2 separate regions of the Homo sapiens genome follow, and region 1 is linked to region 2. Evidence: read pairs that join two places in POLR2A ChIA-PET (ENCODE). Cell type or tissue: A673. All regions are shown on one strand. Each heading gives the region's core, and the rest is flanking DNA. Links, peaks and the distances in the headings are about the cores only.

Region 1 (7,256 bases), core at 1,142-5,141, 360 kb after region 2:
AAGGGAACTTAAATGGGAACTTTATTGCTCACTGCTTAGAATGCCATGGGCTCTTCTTTTGAGATACTTACCTTTAACCCATTTCCTTTTTTTTTTTTTAAGTGCAGCTTGCTGCCAGTGCTCTTTTCTTGGGGGTAAATGGGAAATGTTAATAAGTAGCCTCTGATCCCTTTAAAATGGGAGAATTTGAACATTTCAAACCTTACCTTTTTATACAGTTCTCTTATTACCTGGGAGAGAGGTTAAGTCTTAGACTATCCATTTCTGTCAGTGAGTTGCCTATGCATTATAGCCTGTGAGGGTCTATATTTTTTTAGGGTAATCCTGGTAATAACTGCATTGATGTTACACTGCTAACATTTGGGATGGAGAAGGGGTGACTGAGTGACTTAACCCTTGGTCCACATGTGCTTTCATTTCTCCTGAAATATACCTAGGTATGGAATCGCTAAGTCATTATGTGCAGTGGGAGAGACTATGGGAGATGGGACAGAAATTTTTAAGGTTTCATTTCTTTTTTTTAGCTTTTGCATGGTGGGTAGGTCTATGCAAACCTACCCCCAAAGTCTGAGGAAGCTGAGAGGCCAAAGAAAGAGGCTGACAAATCAAGTTTCTCAGAAAGAAATGTTTAGTAGGGACTTAGGACCAGAAACCATGTCTGTGTCTTGCGTGTTGGCGAGACAAGATGGTGGATCCCATACCATTACCCCTCAGACCCAGGGCTTAATACCATAGGGAAGGGCGATTCAGAAGGGAGGTATGGCATGACTGAAGTATGATAATGTCAAGGTTGTTTGACCTCAGGGCAGGATTTATAGTAAATAGGGGCTCTTTCACAAGGAATAATAGATAAACTGGAAATCTTAAAACTGGAGTTAATCAGAAGTCAGCATGGTGGATCAGTATCTAAGACGGAATTGCTTTAGCTTCCACAGCAGTCAATATCTAGACCACCCTTATTATTTTCCCACAGACCAAGAAATTTGAAGGTCAGGACAGTCTTTGGTTTCCTGTACGTGGGTGTATACGTTGTAGGCACTTGAATCTTTGTTGAATAAATGGAGAATGTTAGGCAGTTATTTGCTAGAAAACGCTAGGCACATTCTTTATCACAGAATGAAAAGACGTCATTATGACTCCTCTGGGACTGATGGGCAATTTGCATTAACCAATCTTTTAATTAAAAGTGGAAGAATATGTTTAGGTTCTTGAAACTTCTGTGAGTGAAGGGAACTACTAAGTGGAAAGTGTAATATGTTGATAAAATATTTCACCAGATGAAGCCAACCTTACTCCTCCCAGGAAAACTTCTTCATTTATGTATTAGCTCTGGCCAAAAGAAGCCTATAAAGGCAGCAAAGTCAAAATAGAATTTTACTTTAAGTCCCTACTTCTAATAATTGTGCTAGTTTTTAGCCAAGCTAATTTCTGTGGCAGTTTTCATAACAAGTGTGTCTAAAGGTGTTTGATCAGAATTTATAAATTAAAATATTTCTCTCATTTTTTGGAGGGGCGATGCAGGGAGAGGGATAGACTGTTGCTGCTTCCTCCTGCTTGTTAGAAAGGCTCTTGGCCATATCATATTGGTCCGTGGTTTAGTTTATTTGCATGCTGAATCCACACACATTTGTTTTATGTTTGTTAGTATATTGAGCAGTGTATTAGGGATCAGGTATATAGATGTAAAAGGAGTACACAGTCTAGAGAGGAAAAATAGTGACAGGCTGGGCGCGGTGGCTCACGCCTATAATCCCAGCACTTTGGGAGGCCAAGATGGGCGGATTTCTTGAGGTCAGGAGTTTGAGATCATCAGCCTGGCCAACATGATGGAACCCTGTCTTTACTAAAAATACAAAAATTAGCTGGGTGTGGTGGTGGTCGCCTGTAATCCCAACTACTTGGGAGGCTGAGACGGGAGAATTGCTTGAACCCGGGAGGAGGTGGAGGTTACAGTGAGCTGAGACCATGCCACTGCACTCCAGCCTGGGCAATAGAGCGAGACTCCATCTCAAAAAAAAAAAAAAAAAAAAAAAAAAAGAAAAACAGTGACATAAACAGGCAATTACAATATTTTGTTATATGGGGCACAAGAAGATGCCCTTGGCCCTGCTTCATGAGTGGTGTGGGGCAGGGTAGAGAGAGCAGTTCAGGAGAGGTACGTATGGATGTCATGGGAGCTAGCAGCCAGGAAGATGTAAACATGTTAACAAGGACCTCTCCAGAGAGAGGTCTTAAAATTATCCAGCCATAGAGAAGCTTTTCTCTCTTTAAAAATATTCTGGCTCTAAAGTTATTCATTGAGTTAAAAACAATAATTGCAAGTTGGAGGAAATCTCTTTGCCTGTCCTTACGTGTTACATGTAACAAGTAAACCTGTGCCACAACACTGACATCTCTGCAAAGTTACTTAAGTTTTCTGAGTTTGTAGTATCGCCCATTAAATGGGATTAATAATATTGATCTCTGGATTATTGACAGGCTTAAGTGAGATAACTTGCGTGGTCCGTTTTCTAGCCCCACCCTCTCATTTCATCTAGTAAATCTTCATTGCATTAATTATTTTCATCTTAAATACACCGCATCCTGCTCCTCACCTTCTAATATTAATACTCTATCTTTCAGTTTAGATCAGTTCCTCTTATCCAATGTTGCGCTAAACATCCCCTGAAGTTGGGGGATCTTTTCCTTTCTAGTTTTTGCTCCCTGGCTTCCCTTTTCTGTTGCTGACTGTTGAAGCTTTCCTGCCCCACTGGCTTTGAAGGTAAATTGTATATACATGAGCTTGTGGGGAAAGCTGTTATATAAATGAGGACAATTGATCTAACTGTTAGAGTGGGGAAATGGAAGAGATTCTGAAGCCTCCATTTGTAACTTAAAAACTCAGGTTTCATTTCTTAACAGGATTGATGTTAAGGAGGGGATTCCTTCATTGGGCAGGAGGGAGGACTGCCATAATTCCAGCATTCCCACTCTTAATAGTCAGTGTCATCAGGAAAGACCACCTCAAGCTTTAGTACTTTATTCATTTATCCAACTCTGCACCTGCTGCCTTTGGGTGTGGTATTTATTCTTGACCATATCACCCTGACCCGGTAACCAGAAGGGAACATGTGATGTGCTCTCATCTCTGCCTTAGGGGCAGCTCCCTCCCCACGTTAAGAATGCTGGCATGTAAATAACACTCTCATCTGTTTAGCGTTCCTTTTACTGAGCTTCTTGGTATCTTTTCTCATACTTGTACCTTTTATGGGATGTCCCCCCCTTTTTTTTTTTGAGACGGAGTTTCGCTGCTGTTGCCCAGGCTGGAGTGCAATGGCACGATCTCAGCTCACCGCAACCTCCGCCTGCTGGGTTCAAGCGATTCTCCTGCCTCAGCCTCCCGAGTAGCTGGGACTACAGTCACCCCTCCACTGCACCTGGTACTAATTTTGTATTTTTAGTAGAGACAGGGTTTCTCCATGTTGGTCAGGCTGGTCTCGAACTCCTGATCTCAGGTGATCCACCTGCTGCAGCCTCCCGAAGTGTTGGGATTACAGGTGTGAGCCACCGCGCCCAGCCTGGATGTCCCTTTATTTTTTAAAGGCTTCCTTAAATACCTTGTTTGTAAGTTGAAAAGAGCATTTAAAGAGTGAACAGATTTGGTTTGCTCTGGCTCTCTAATTATTTTAACTTTGTTATCACCCAATAGTTCTAGGTTAGTGGTTTTCAATCCTAGCTTGAACAGGAGTCATTTAAAAATAGCCCAGGCCTCACCCAGGGCACTTCTATCAGACATCTCTAGGGGGGATGGCCCAGGCATCAGGAGGCTTTAAAAAGCTCCTCAGGTGATTTTAGTGCATTGCCAAGGTTGAAAACCAAGGCTTTAGGTTTAAACTAAAGGTGAAATTGCTCTTTTTCTGGTTCATTTTCTACTTTAGAAAGTAGAAATTTTTTTTCTGGTTCATTTTCTACTTTAAATTAAAAATAAACCTACAGAGGGTAACACGTATTAGCACGTCACAGAGGGTCACACGTATTAGCAACATATGTATCTTCAAAAGAGTGATGTGACTGGGTGGTAAGTGTTGATTGGACCCTTAAACTGTGACAGTTTAGAAGGGGCTTTGCTAGATGGGTTTAGGGACAGAGATGGTAGAGTGAGAGAGTGTGGATGGAGGAGTATGCATCTGTCATGATTACTAGAAAAATAAAACTTCAAATGCTTTGCTCCTTCTGCTGCGAGGTCATGTTCTCACAGCCAGTGAAGTGACAGCATATATGTGTTGAATGTGTGGCTTGCATTTTACATTTAACTCTTTTAATTCATGTGTTAACCTTAGGAGGTACTTATTATTCTATTTTGCAGATGAAAATGGAGACTCATAAATAAGTAACTTACCAGCAGCTACATAGCTGGTAATTGGTAGAACTGGAAGTTGGACCCAGGCTCTAGTGCTGGCACTCATAGTTTCTCCCTGCTGCCATGTTGGCCTCTTCCTACTTGGATGAAGATATAACTCTAGTGGCAAGGGCATTTACTAGTGTGTGAGAGGGTCTTGTTTATTAGTTTTGCAAATTGCACGGTCTCCTTTATTCAATATCTTTTTTCAAACAGCTCACAGATCTTTTGTGGTTTTGTAAGTGCCTACTCCCCACCGTATTGCCTTCTAGAGAAGAGGCAGGAATTTATTTTAATGTACAGGACAGACATGCATGGGGAGTAAAACTACAGACTCCACTCTAGGTGTGTGGAAATACTAAAAATAGTGCTTTTCTCTGTGTGTGAAGTTGGTCTGTTGAGTTTTGTCATAGACAGCGTTGAGTTCCTCTCCCAGGTGGAGGTGGCGTAGCTTTGCGTCACTTACGTGTCTCTCCTGATTTCCAGTGACCCGGGGAAGACACTGCAGAGGCAGTTGTCTGTGGTCAAAAGTATTCTCTGACCATGGAACTAGATGAAGCTATGAGCTTCCAGGATCATGTGGGGCTAGAAGAATGCCGCTCTAACCCTAGAGGAGGGACAGCTGAGTGTCTTCTGATGTAACTGAAATTGGAGAATCAGGTGGATTAAAATTAATTATTTATTACAGTAAAATAACCTATCCCATTTCAGAGACATTTGCTATCTTTAAAACATTAATACTATAATCCACCTTACCAGTAACAGTTTACTTTTAGTGACAGTGAAAGCCATTGACTTTTTTTTTTTAATTGAAAAGAGATGTTGCAAATAGCTGGTGTACATTTCTTGAGATGCACTAAACAAGGTAGCGCACTTGAAGATCGTGGCAGTAATAAAGCGTTTGTAAGTTCTGAGTAAAGTATTGACCAGCACAGCTTCCCTGGAGACCGTCTTCTCATTGCTGGATTGGACATTTCACTGTTAAGCTTGTAGGACGCTTTTGGGCACCTCTCTGACTGGGAGCTTTGCAGAACCCAGTGGCTTTCTCTGGAGCAGGTGCTGAGCACATTTTCAGGCTCCAAAATCATCTTTCTGCTCTTCAGAGCAAGTTTCTTAGCAGATTAGTGTTGAGATTTGTCAAGGGTTTCTGGGGCATCACTAAAAGTTTCAGGCAATGGCCCATCCTGTCAGATTTTAGTACTTTGGACACAGGAAATTAAAAAAGAGGGCAGATGGTATAAACATTGCAAAGCTATGTACCCGTGACAGTGTAAATGAAAGGTTTGATTGTGCTAACTCTCCTGCACTTTCTTTCTGTGTTCCTGTAGAAAGCTGATGTCCTGACCACTGGAGCTGGTAACCCAGTAGGAGACAAACTTAATGTTATTACAGTAGGGCCCCGTGGGCCCCTTCTTGTTCAGGATGTGGTTTTCACTGATGAAATGGCTCATTTTGACCGAGAGAGAATTCCTGAGAGAGTTGTGCATGCTAAAGGAGCAGGTAAGTGCTGTGTTTATTTGCTGTAAAAAGATTGTTTCACAGCACCTGGGTCAAGTGTTATTTCCCAAAGGATTGGAAGACCTTTAACACAAGTGTCAAATCTCCATTTGTGGGAGAAAGGAAAAACATCCAGCAGTAGGGAAATTAGTAAATAAATGATGGTTATTTCCTCAGGTTAAACATTATATATAAAATAGTTTCTTTTAAAAATAGCAGTCTTCCATTTCTCCCATCATTGAAGGAATAAAAATACAATAAGTCCTCACTTAACATCAATAGGTTCTTGGAAACTTTGACTTTAAACGACATGTAATGAAACCAATTTTATGATAGGCTAATTGACGTAAGCAAGAGTTAAGTTCCTATGGCATATTTCTGATTGATAAAACATCATCAAACTTCTAAATAGAGACTCAAAATACCTCTTATATTAAACATTGAAATAAATGTGAGCCATACATACCTTTAAGAAAGATTAGTAAAATAAGATAGTTATTTACTAGCTTATTCCAGTTCAAGGTGGTGGGAGGCCAGAGCCTGTCCTGGCAGGTTGGGGTACAAGGCAAGAGCCAGCCCTGGACAGGATGCTGTCCATTGCAGGGTGGACTCACACTGGGACCATTCAGACATGCCAGTTCACCTAACACGCACATCTTTGGGATGTGGGGGGAAGCTGGAGTACCAGGAGAAAACCTATCTAGACATGGGGAGAACATGCAGACTCCACACAGATGGTGGCCTCAGCTAGGAATAGATTTTTTTCTCATCAACGTTATAATGAAACAACGTTGAACAAAACAATGTTGTTTGAGGACCTGCTGTACAGAAATACAGACATAGACACATGCACTGCAATTGCAACTAAGTTTAAATGATGTACTTACTGGGTAATTACTGGAATGAGCTGCAAAATTTGGGGTAGTTATGTTAGGGTGGTGGGTTTGTGATGATTTTTCCTTTCCTTTTTTCCAACAATTTCTGTAAAACTTTCTTTATCGCTGTTATATCAGACACAAAAGATGGGGGTGGTATTTGAAAGAAAGTGAAAAACTCAGTTGGAAAAAGAGCTCCACAGAAAGGAAGTTTTTCTCTTAGCTTGCTGACTTGGACTTCCAGTTAGGACTTCTGCATTTCTTCATCTCTTCTTCCTGGATAAGGTTTCTCCCCATCTTCTCCAGTGGTTTGTGTGTATTTTTCCATCTTGACTTGTTTAGTTTATTGCTTGCTTTGTATCATCGTTGCTAAGTGTTGAAAAGATTCTTTCTCTTATGTTTTCATCTCCTCTTCTCTCTGTTCTTCACTTTCTCTCATAGGTCCTACCTGTACTTCAGGCCCCTCTGAGACCCTGTGTCCTTGGGCCAACCTTGACGACTTCTAG
Region 2 (12,017 bases), core at 1,541-5,540:
TTACTGAAATTAGGTTGCTCTGTAAAAATCTGGGCTCCCACACTGATAGCTGTGTTTTGGGGTATCATCTTGCACTCCTCCTTTACCCTAATGCTGTTTGGTCACCAGGCTGTAGACTTCCTCTAGCGTTTTCTAATGCTGTCTCTCAACTGATAATGATGATTTTTTTCGGGTCCTCATGTCTAGTTCAGTGACTCTCTTCATATTACTCCTCTCTGACTGCCTCCAGACCATCCTATTCATTGTCACAACTTAATTATTGGAAAAGTTAGCTTTAAGTTACTTGTACTTGAGGCTCTCAGTGATGCCTTGTTACCTGTAAGATACAGTCTAAAAACCTTACCAACTGGTCCTGGCCTTCCTTTTGATCTTCTTTTAGATGTCTTTCTTTACACCCCCAAGGTGCAGGAAAATAGCTGTAAGCTGAGGGTAATATGCTTTTCCTTTTAATATGTTATTCTTATATCAAGACCATTCTCTTGGCCGGGCACGGTGGTTCATGCCTGTAACCCCAGCACTTTGTGGGGCTGAGGCAGGTGGATCACATGAGGCCAAGAGTTAGAGACCAGCCTGGCCAGCATGGTGAAACCCAGTCTCTACTTCAAAAACAAACAAAAACCTGGGCATGGTGGTGCATGCCTGTAATCCCAGCTACTTGGGAGGCTGAGGTACGAGAATCACTTGAACTGGGGAGACAGAAGTTGTAGTGAGCTGAGATCGTGCCACTGCATTCCAACCTGGTTGACAGAGACTCTGTCTCAAGAAGAAAAAAACCCATTTTCCAAAGAGATTGCAAAGTTTTTTTTTTTTGAGAGTCTCACTCTTGCCCAGTAGAGATGGGGTTTCACCATTTTGGCCAGGCTCGTCTTGAATTCCTGACCTCAAGTGATCTGCCCGTTTCAGCCTCCCAAAGTGCTGGGATTACAGTCATGAGCCACTGCGCCTGGCCCATAGATGTTATAATTGTGCCAGCAACTTCATCCCTCTGTTGGAGCACCAAAATGTCCCATTGGTAAGGTAAAGAGAGTAGGCACTTACCCCAGAAAGGTACTTGGGATGAAAATACTGCTCAGGAAGTCCCAACAAAATAGTGTATATTTGCTGAATTAAAGAATGCAGTTCAGAAATGTTATAGGAGGATTAGAAGAGAAATCAATCAAAAAGATTAGTAGAGGTGATTTACAGTTGTTCCTTGTTATACCAGGGGCATTGGTTTTAGGACACTCCCACACACCGAAGTCTGCTCATACTCAAGTTGTGCCATGTATCTGCGGGACCCACATATATACAGGTGTTTCACATCTCAAGAGTACTGGAGGATAAGTGAACCTGTGCAGTTCAAGCCCATGTTGTTCAAATGTCAGCTGTATATATGAGGTGTACAAACCCATTGAGCCTTGACTAAGTCGATGGGATGTATGTTTTTAGGGGAGCCAGGTAATAGGGATGTATAGCATGGATGTAGAAGTAGAAATGAACTATTAACATATTTGTTTTATTGAACATAGAATGCAAGGTAAATATTGACATAGTAGGAAGAAGTTGGGAAGCAGTATACAGTGCTTTGTAGTTAAGTATTTTTTGGATTTTATTTGAGAAGAGCATACTACTTGCCACTGTGCCAGTGTGGTTTGTTCTTTGTATCTAGTAGGTGGGCCTTTCTAAAGGCTATCCACATGAGATTCCACGAATTTTTGGAGCATCCTGAAGTTGGTATTACACAGATTGTTGGTTTCGCTTTGGTAGTGATTTTTATCTGTGTTGTTTATAAAGGGAATAGCTGATTTTGCCTAGTTTCAACCAGTATGACTTGTCCAGTTTTAAATCCAGACAGAATAATATAAATTTGATGTAATAAAAGATAGGATTTCCTTGCAGAGCAGGGAATTACTAAGAACAATAAGCAGAGGAAATTATTAGAGCTGGGAAAAGGCTAATAGAGTGAGCTTTGGCTTCTGTAGCAGTTTAGATGAGTTGGTAAAGCTTGATCCTATGGTGTTGGCTGAGAAAATGGAATGGGAAAAACCCAAATCTTGATGATAATAATAGCTAACATTTCTTGAGTGCTATGTACCAGGTTGTGAGATAGATATATATTTGACATAGATATATAAATCCAGTTACTATAGAAGGCATAACAGTTTTAAGAAAAATACATTATTTTAGGATGTAAACACAGGTAATCTTTCTTTGAAAGCAGCTTATAAAATAAATCTGAGGCTGGGCATGGTGGCTCATGCCTGTATTCCCAGCACTTGGGATGCCAAGGCGGGTGGGTCACAAGGTCAGGAGTTCAAGACCAGCCTGGCCAATATGGTGTGAAACCCTGTCTCCGCTAAAAATACAAAAATTAGCCGGGTGTGTTGATGGGTGCCTGTAATCCCAGCTACCTGAGAGGCTGAGGCAGGAGAATTGCTTGAACCCGGGAGATGGATGTTGCAGTGAGTCGAGATCCCGCCACTGCTGTCCAGCCTGGGTTACAGAGCTAGATTCCGTCTCGAAAGAAAAAAAAATAAATAAATAAGTAAATCAACATGAAATGCTACATAGTGGTCTTATGGAACTGAAACACTGTAGAAGTGATGACATTTTTCAGAATGTTAAATTTGGCATAAATGTAATTCATTTGGGTAACTGCATTAAAGCCCGTTCTGTTTATAGTATAGATGGTTTATGTAGTGTGGGGGACCCATCATGGTGGTAGTGAGTGGAGCTTTTTTGCTCTCCTATTCCTTCTAATCCTTTTTTTTCTACCTTAGGTGGTAAATTCACTCCAGCAGCAACCTCAGGCTGCATCCCCTTCAGTACCAGAGCCCCACTCTTTGACTCCAGTGGCTCAGGCAGATCCCCTTGTGAGAAGACAGCGAGTACAAGACCTTATGGCACAAATGCAGGGTCCCTATAATTTCATACAGGTATGTTCATTTTAGTCAGACTCTGTAACAGAAAGTTTAAGTGTTTATATTATTTGACTTTATTCTATCCTAACTTAACCTGTAGGATTCAATGCTGGATTTTGAAAATCAGACACTTGATCCTGCCATTGTATCTGCACAGCCTATGAATCCAACACAAAACATGGACATGCCCCAGCTGGTTTGCCCTCCAGGTTAGTAGTGGTACATTTTTATGTGAGAGAGAAATATAAGGCCAGTACTTTCAGGTTTTAAAAAGATTGTGAAAATAAATTTTGTTTATTTTAATGACTGTTTAATTTTGACTCTTAGGTCTTTTAATTTGATAGAAAGAATGTTATTGTTCCTATGATTTGAATTAAAAATGTAGTTTATAACTGTTTATTTTTAAACTTTTCATTGGCATGTAGATATAGAAAAATATACGCAAGTTTAATGAGTTTTTATAAACTGAAAACACCTGCAGCTAGATTAAGAAATGAAACATTACCAGTACCCCAGAAACCTACGTTGTTTCCTTTCAATCACTAGTTACCCTCACCCCTAGCGATAGCAACCACTTCCGTACTTGTAACTGTAATAGACCAGTTTTGTCTGTTTTTGTAACTTTAACAAGTGAAATTTTGCTTGGCTTTTAAAATTTCAAAATTAATCTAGGAGTAAAAATAATAGAGGTGCCTTTTTTTGAATGCTTTTAGCTTTCTAGGAGAATTTCTGGATTTTATTACCTTAAAAAAATACACAGCAATGAAGTGGGTAAGGGAATATGTAAGAGGCAAAGGGAAGAGAGAAACCACAAGACAGTTTCAGACTCTTTCTGGACTTACACCATTATTTGAAGTAGTAGCACTAAATACAGTTGGTGCCTTCCATTGGGTTAAGTGGACCTTCTCTCCAGGACTATTAGTGATTGTGAGTCATCTTGGTTTTTCCCAGAACACATCAGTTTTAGTTGCACAAAAGTGGAACTAAATAAAATAACCTATTTAATGTTGCATGATGTTAAATATCATAAAATAAATTGCTGAGTAAAAGTATGTTTAATGACAGTTAATTTGGTGTAAGGTAGTTAGGATTTTTCTGAAGTAAAGGGAGCTCATATCTCTCACATTTTTTTTTTTTTTTTTTTTTTGAGACGGAGTCTCGCTCTGTCGCCCAGGCTGGAGTGCAGTGGCGCAATCTCGGCTCACTGCAAGCTCCGCCTCCCGGGTTCACGCCATTCTCCTGCCTCAGCCTCCCAAGTAGCTGGGACTACAGGCGCCCGCCACTACACCCGGCTAATTTTTTGTATTTTTAGTAGAGACGGGGTTTCACTGTTTTAGCCGGGATGGTCTCGATCTCCTGACCTCGTGATCCGCCCGCCTCGGCCTCCCAAAGTGCTGGGATTACAGGCGTGAGCCACCGCGCCCGGCTCTCACATTTCTATCAAGAGTTTTAGAAAACAGATCAAAGGTGACACCTACAAGAGAGCAATCATGGTTTTTAGTGTTCATTTTCTGAGCTCTACCAAAGGAAGAGAGTAAGTCGTTTTCTCAGCTGGGGAGTTGTGTGAAAGTCAGTATACATAGCACTGATAAAACCTGTAAGGCTATTTAGTTATTTACATAATGCTGAGTCCATTAGACTCTCCAGTGAAAATGGGTACTTTCTAAATGACTAACCAAAGATCGTCGTTTTGATTATCTGTTTAATCATTGTTGGGAAGGGAGGTGAGAGAGTGATGGGAATTGTTAAGAAGATGCATGCTGAGTTGAATATAGGCTGTTAAAAAGTATATATTATTTATTTGTTTATTTAGAGACGCAGTCTCGCTCTATCGCCAGGCTGGAGTGCAGTGGCGCATTCTTGGCTCGGCACGCTGCAACCCCTGCCTCCCGGGTTCAAGGGATTCTCCTGCCTCAGCCTCCCCAGTAGCTGAAAGTACAGGCACACACCACACTACACCCAGCTAATTTTTGTATTTTAAGTAGAGATGGGGTTTCACCATGTTGGCCAGGATGGTGTCAATCTCTTGACCTCGTGATCCACCCGCCTCGGCCTCCCAAAGTGCTGGGATTACAAGCATGAGCCACTGTGCCTGGCCGAAAAGTACATATTTTAAATTTTCTTTTTCTCTAGAAACACTTGAAATTGAAAGTTGGTTATGTTAACATATATTGAGCCGGGTATGGTAGCTCATGCCTGTAATCTCAGTGCTTTGGGAGGCTGAGGAGGGAGGATCACTTGAGCCCAGGAGTTTGAGACCAGCCTGAGCAACATAGACCTCGCCTCTACAAAAAAATTAAAAATTAGTCAAATAAAAAAGTTAGCTTGGCAGGGTGGCATGCATCTATAGTCCCAGCTACTCAAGAAGCCAAGGTGGGAGGATTTCTTGAGCCCAGAGTTTGAGACTACAGTTAGCTATGATGGCGCCACTGCACTCCAGCCTGGGCAACACAGTGAGACCCTGTTTCAGAAGAAACAAAAGGTCAAAATGGAATACTATCTGTCTGAGGTCTAGAGTATGAATAATGCCACTTTATTGTACAGCTTTAAAAGTCTTTTTTCATGGCACTGATTATTTGTTAGTGCATTCTATTAACATTTTACTTTACTTTTGGAAAAAACAAGATGAAACCAATTGTGAAAGTAAACTATTAAATAATAACCACTGCCGGTAAACCAAAATGCTCACTTGAAAGCTAAAATTTTATCTGCATTTCCCAATTTACTTTCATGATTGCTAAAAAGTTTATTTATGGTTTGGCTATAGAAATTTACCTTTAATTGCTGGGCATGGTGGTTCATTCCTATAATCCCAGCACTTTGGGAGGCTGAGGTGGGCAGATTGCTTGAGCCTAGGAGTTTGAGACCAGCCTGGGCAACATGGCGAAACCCTGTCTCTACTAAAAATACAAATATTATCCGAGTGTGGTGGCACACACCTGTAGTCACAGCTACTTGGGAGGCTGAGGTGGGAGGATCACTTGAGCCTGGGAGGCAGAGGTTGCAGTGAGCTAAGATCACATCACTGTACTCCAGCCTGGGTGACAGAGTGAGACACTCCCCCCCCCCCCCCCCCCGCAAAAAAAAAAAAAAAAAAAAAAAGCCTTTAATAGCGAAATAAAAGGTATTTAGACGCGTCTCTCTAAAAATTTAATTTTGTTTGACAAAAATGTTTTGGTCACCTTTGCAGTTCATTCTGAATCTAGACTTGCTCAGCCTAATCAAGTTCCTGTACAACCAGAAGCGACACAGGTAAGAGTGATAAAACTATTTTCTTCAGGGCCAGGTTAGGTGGCTCGTACCTATAATCCTAGTACTTTAGGAGGCTGAGATGGGAGGATCACTTGAGGTCAGGAGTTCAAGACCAGTCTGGGCAGTGTAGCGAGACACCATCTCTATTTTAAAAAAATAATTAAAAAATATTTTTTCACTTTTGTTTTAATTGGTTCCTTGGTTTCTTTCTTAGCTTATGAAAGAAAATAAGAATTTCATCAGTGTCCAAGTCTTCTGTTGGAATTCAGCAAATTTATTGTTGTGGATAGCTGTCAGCCTTTATTTTTATGTTTAGGTTCATTTTTCCTCTTGATGACTTTTTAAGTTTTTCTTAAGTCTTGCATTTTAAATAATGTATTATAATATAATAAGCCTTTTTTATTTAGAACTGAGAATTTCAGAAGACATAGTTTAGACATAATTCTAAAATTTAGTGCAGATTTCTCCATCTTAGAAGTACTTGTGGAGGGCTTTTATAACGAGACTTGGGTTTATTTAACGTCGAGCTTCAAAAATATATATATTTTTGCAATTTTTAGGTTTTATATTATACAAATTTAAAGAGAGATGGTAATATTAATTTCTCCCTTCTTTAGCAGTTGTATCTATTTCTTAGCCTTATGCGTCTTAGAGGTAACTTGTTTTTTTAACAGTCAATTTTGTAAGCAGGAAGAAGCTTTTATTTCTTTACTTATGTCTAGGTTCCTTTGGTATCATCCACAAGTGAGGGGTACACAGCATCTCAACCCTTGTACCAGCCTTCTCATGCTACAGAGCAACGACCACAGAAGGAACCAATTGATCAGATTCAGGCAAGTTCTGTTACCGGGTCACATACATTTGATGAGGCACTTACTCATGAATTGAACAGATGTACATTACCATTAATATAATGATTCTTCTTTTTGGACCTACTTTGCTTTCATGAAATATTTGAGTTTGTTAATACATATAAGTTTGAGATTAATTTACCACTTTAGTACATCTGTTCACTTTTTGTTTGGCTAAGTTTAGTTTACCGCTAAAGTGCATCTATTCACTTTGTGTTTAGGCAACAATCTCTTTAAATACAGACCAGACTACAGCATCATCATCCCTTCCTGCTGCGTCTCAGCCTCAAGTATTTCAGGCTGGGACAAGCAAACCTTTACATAGCAGTGGAATCAATGTAAATGCAGCTCCATTCCAATCCATGCAAACGGTAAGCAAATTAACTAACATTAATTGCCTAGTATGTAATATGAATCATGGTAGATTTTCTTTTCTTTTTTAAAGGTCTTCATTTAACTGTGCTTGAGTCTGCATCTTTCATTAACTGTAGGGTATATTTAATTGAACATAAACTGATTATTCCAGAGATTAACTGATACTAACGGATATTCTAGAGATAAATTTTAGCCTTATGAGTGATGTGCCTGTATCATCTTAATTTGTAGTTTTACCCTTTTGATTTGATTAACAAAAGCTTAAACATTCAGAGAAATAGACTAATATAACATCCATATAATCATTACCTAGATTTAATAGTTGCCCTGTTTGCTTAATCTTTTATTTTACTGAAGTATTTTGAAGTTTCAGATGTTATGCTTTACCTTGATTCTTGAGCAAGCACCTTTAGAGAATTTCTAGAAAATAATAATAATACTATAATCTGTGGGGTGCAGCTAAATCGGTGCTGAGAGGAAAGTTCATAAGATTAAATATTAAAATAACTTTTGATTAATATGTTAATAAAAATGAAAAAACATTCAACCCTGTTAAAGTTCATAGAACAAACTTCTGTAAGTGGTACTGCATCCAGGAGTTTGTCTTATTTATTTATTTTTTGAGACAAAGTCTTGCTCCGTCGCCCAGGCTGGAGTGTAGTGGCGTGATCTCAGCTCACTGCAATATCCGCCTCCTGGGTTCAAGCGATTCTCATGCCTCAGCCTTTGGAGTAGCTGACACTCCAGGCATAAGCCACCATGCCCAGCTAATTTTTGTATTTTTAGTAGAGACGGGGTTTCACCATGTTGGCCAGGCTGGTCTTGAACTTTTGGCTTCAGATGATCTGCCTGCCTCAGCCTCCCAAAGTGCTGGGATTACAGGTGTGAGCCACTGTGCCAGGCCAGAGTTTGTCTTTTAAAAAGATTTCTCATATATGTAAAAGCATTTCCAAGGCTGCTGATTGCATGTCTTTTTATTTTTTTTAATTCCCTACTTCCATTTCACAGCATATTATACTCCCCTTTAAGTACTATATGGTATATATGTCTTTTTCCACATTGAATCACTTGGAGGGATTTTTGTATGTGTGTGTGATGTTTTTGTGTTTGAGACCTCTGTGATGTCTTTATTTATGTCTGAGGTAAAACCACCATTGAGTTTGGCCATGTTATAAACCAGAGAATAAAAGGATGAACTAATCATTTACTTTATTTACTAACAGGTGTTCAATATGAATGCCCCAGTTCCTCCTGTTAATGAACCAGAAACTTTAAAACAGCAAAATCAGTACCAGGCCAGTTATAACCAGAGCTTTTCTAGTCAGCCTCACCAAGTAGAACAAACAGAGCTTCAGCAAGAACAGCTTCAAACAGGTACGAAATCCAGTGTCACCTCATTGGCTCCTTGCTTTCCAGCACAGTTATTGACAGTGTTAGGACAGTTTAGACTTCAGAGTGGTGGTGTCCAAGAGTTTCTGTTTTAGTAGCAGACCATATGAATTTTTCATTTCAGATCATGAGTTAAATTGAGTCTGTACTTGTATATGTGAATTATGTGCAATTTTTGGAGGCTTTATAGCCATTTTCCTTTTGTCACTGAACTTACATAATATCCCTGTTGCATTGTATAATTTATATGGAATTAAATTTGTTACTTGAATTACCATAAAGTGTACTTTTTTTTTTTTTTTTGAGATGGGGTCTCACTCTGTCACCCAGGCTGGAGCGCAGTGCCGTGATCTCGGCTTACTGCAACCTCTGCCTCCTGGACACAAGCAATCCTCCCTACCTCAGCCTCCCAAGTAGCTTGGGAATACACGCATGTGCCACCACGTCCAGCTAATTTTTTGTATTTTTGGTAAAGTTGGGGTTTCACCATGTTGCCCAGGCTTGTCTTGAACTTCTGAGCTCACGTGATCTGCCCACCTCAGCCTCCCAAAGTGCTGGAATTAAAGGCGTGAGCCATTGCACCTGGTGATAAACTATACTTTTAATTGTTAATTGATTGAAGGCTTTTAGCATGATATCTGGCATTGAGTCAGTTAGACAAAGTTAAGAAAAAACTCATGGTGGCTGCATTTCGTGGACTGGGTTGAAACATAATCTATTTTGTCAAGTAAGGTCATAATTTGGCTAGTTACCATACCTGTCACGATAGTAATGTAGGTAGGGACGCTTTTATGTATTTGAGACAGGTTCTCACTTTGTTGCCCGGGCTGGAGTGCAGTGATGCCAGCATAACTCACTGCAGCCTCAAACTCCTGGGCTCAATGATCCTCCTCCCTCAGCCTCCTGAGTAGTTGGTAGTTGGGACTACAGGTGCTTACCGCCATGGCTGGCTAATTTTTTTTTTTTTTTTGTAGAGATAGGGTCTCCAGGAGCTCACTATGATGCCAGGCTGATCTCCAACTCCTTGCCTTGAGCGAACTTATTGTCTCTGTCTCCCAGAGTGGTGGGATTATGGGCATGAACTACCTTGTCTAGCTCGATAGAGATACTTTAGATTTTTTTTTATATATATATTTTTTTAAGAAATGGGGTCTCTGTCTGTTGCCCAGGTTGGAGTGCAGTGGTGTAATCAGATACTGGAGCCTTTAACTCTGGGGCTCAAATCCTGTACTGGAGCCTTTAACTCCCCACAAGTAGCTTGGACTGCAGGCTTTTCTCAAACTCAGGGCCTCCAGCAGTCCTCCCACCTCTACCTTATAGGCATGAGCCACCATGATGTCTTCTTTAGTTCTTTAATTCCTCAGAATTTAATTGGAATCCCACAACAAACCAGCAGTCAGAGGAGTTAATACTTTCATTTTGTCAGCCCGATTTTGAAAAGTTGTAAAATTTTCTAATTATTCAATTTCTTGGTAAACTTGGATCAGCATTAGATTTTTCAGTAGTAAATTCTTACACATCCTGTAGTATTCAGTATCACTAATATGAAGCTCGAATCTTCCATACTCTGATAGAAGTTATCAGTTATACTATGCTCAGCTTCCAAATGATAAAAACTAGTGGTGTGATCACCATGGCTCACTGTAACCTCTGCTTCTGGGTTCAAGGGATCCTCCTACCTCAGTCTCCCAAGTAGCACAGGCCACCATGCCTGGCTAATTTTTTTTTTTTTTGTATTTTTAGTAGAGAGAGGGTTTCACCATATTGTCCAGGCTGGTCTCGAACACCAGTCACATACGCAGCAAGTTCTCTTTAATCTCAGGGCCTTCATACTTACTTTCCTTCTTGCCGAAAACTTTCTCCCACTGATAAGTACATGGATTGCTTTTTCTATTTTTTTAAAAAAAGTTCATTTGTTTATTTTTAATTGAGAAGTAGAAACTATATATATGTGTATTTATGGTATACAGCATGATGTGTTGAAATGTGTGTCCGTTGTGGGCGGGCTTCATGGCTGGCACCTATAATCCCAGCTACATTTGAGGCTGAGGTGGCAGGATTGCTTGAGGCCAGGCGTTCATGATGAAATAATATGTATACATTGTGGGCCGTTGTCCAGTGCAGTGATGCAGTCTCGGCTCACTGCAACCTCCGCCTCTTAGGTTCAATCGCTTGGGTTCAAGCGATTCTCCTGCCTCGGCCTCCTGCCTCAGGCCTCAGGTGATCCACCCGCCTCGGCCTTCCAAAGTGCTGGGATTACAGGCGTGAGCCACCATTCCCGGCCTGATATTTGTTGAAGAAATCATTTCAGTATGTCCCATCATTTTAGAAATTTTATTTTGAATTAGTGTCTAATCAGGAACAACATGACAGAATCTTTGGCTTTTTAAAATGGCCTACAAGTTTATACTTTACCAAAATTTAAGTAGGAATTTGGGTATTTTAAAATAAAATGAAGGCTGGGTGTGGTGGCTCACGCCTGTAATCCCAGCTCTTTGGGAGGCCCACTTGAGACCAGGAGTTTGAGACCAGCCTGGGCAACACAGAGCCCCACCTCTATAAAATAAATACAGAAATTAGCAGGGTGAGGTGGTGAATGCCTGTAGTTGTAGCTACTCAGGAGGCTAAGGCCGGAGGATCACTTGAGCCCAGGAGTTCAAGGTTGCAGTGAGCCAAGATTATTTGACTGAACTCCAACCTCAGCAGTACTGGGTGAGAGAGCTAGACCTTGTCTTAAAAGTGAAAATTAAATAAAATAAAGATCACACTTAAGTTATTATGCTGTGAGTTTCTTCCTTTCTTTCCTTTCCTTTTTCCTTTCATTTTTTGAGACAGAGTCTTGCTCTTGTCTCCCAGGCTGGAGTGCAGTGGTACGATCTCGGCTCACTACAACTTCTTCCTTCCAGGCTTAAGCCATCCTCTCACCTCAGCCTCCCAAGTAGCTGGGACCACAGGCATGCACCACCATGCCTGGCTAATTTTTTGTATTTTGTTGTTGTTGTTGTTGTTGAGATGGGGTCTCACTGTGTTGCCCAGCTGGTCTCAAACTCCTGAGCTCAAGTAATCTGCTCAGCTTGGCCTCCCAAAGTGCTGGGATTACCAGTGTGAGCCACTACACCCAGCCTGGCTATGAATTTCTTACAGTGAGATTTGATCAAGATTAAAAGCTGTTATTGATAAAATGATTCTAAAATTCAGTTCTTTTGGCTACTTTGTACATGGATACACATGAACCATTTTACAAGGAAAA

The links. Peaks named below come from ENCODE experiments on the same cell type or tissue, not always from the same donor. Only the 100,000 strongest peaks of a DNase experiment are listed, where the experiment ranks them.
Region 1: POLR2A ChIA-PET joins it to region 2 with 9 read pairs; 2 of 35 experiments call an interaction of 5 or more read pairs at or near these places.

Annotation. Positions count from the first base shown.
Region 1 is chr11:34,443,486-34,450,741 of GRCh38, forward strand. CAT (catalase) reads left to right here. Exons shown (of 13, transcript NM_001752.4): 2 at 5,707-5,878. Among named protein-coding and RNA genes, the nearest start is that of CAT, 8.2 kb to the left of the region's middle. In A673, for the core only: no CTCF peak of the experiment used is centred there; no DNase peak of the experiment used is centred there.
Region 2 is chr11:34,083,305-34,095,321 of GRCh38, forward strand. It overlaps CAPRIN1 (cell cycle associated protein 1), which reads left to right. Exons shown (of 19, transcript NM_005898.5): 10 at 2,760-2,915; 11 at 3,001-3,109; 12 at 6,091-6,152; 13 at 6,875-6,985; 14 at 7,225-7,374; 15 at 8,602-8,752. Among named protein-coding and RNA genes, the nearest start is that of NAT10, 16 kb to the right of the region's middle. In A673, for the core only: no CTCF peak of the experiment used is centred there; a DNase peak (open chromatin) is centred at 3,794; H3K27ac peaks cover 541 bases.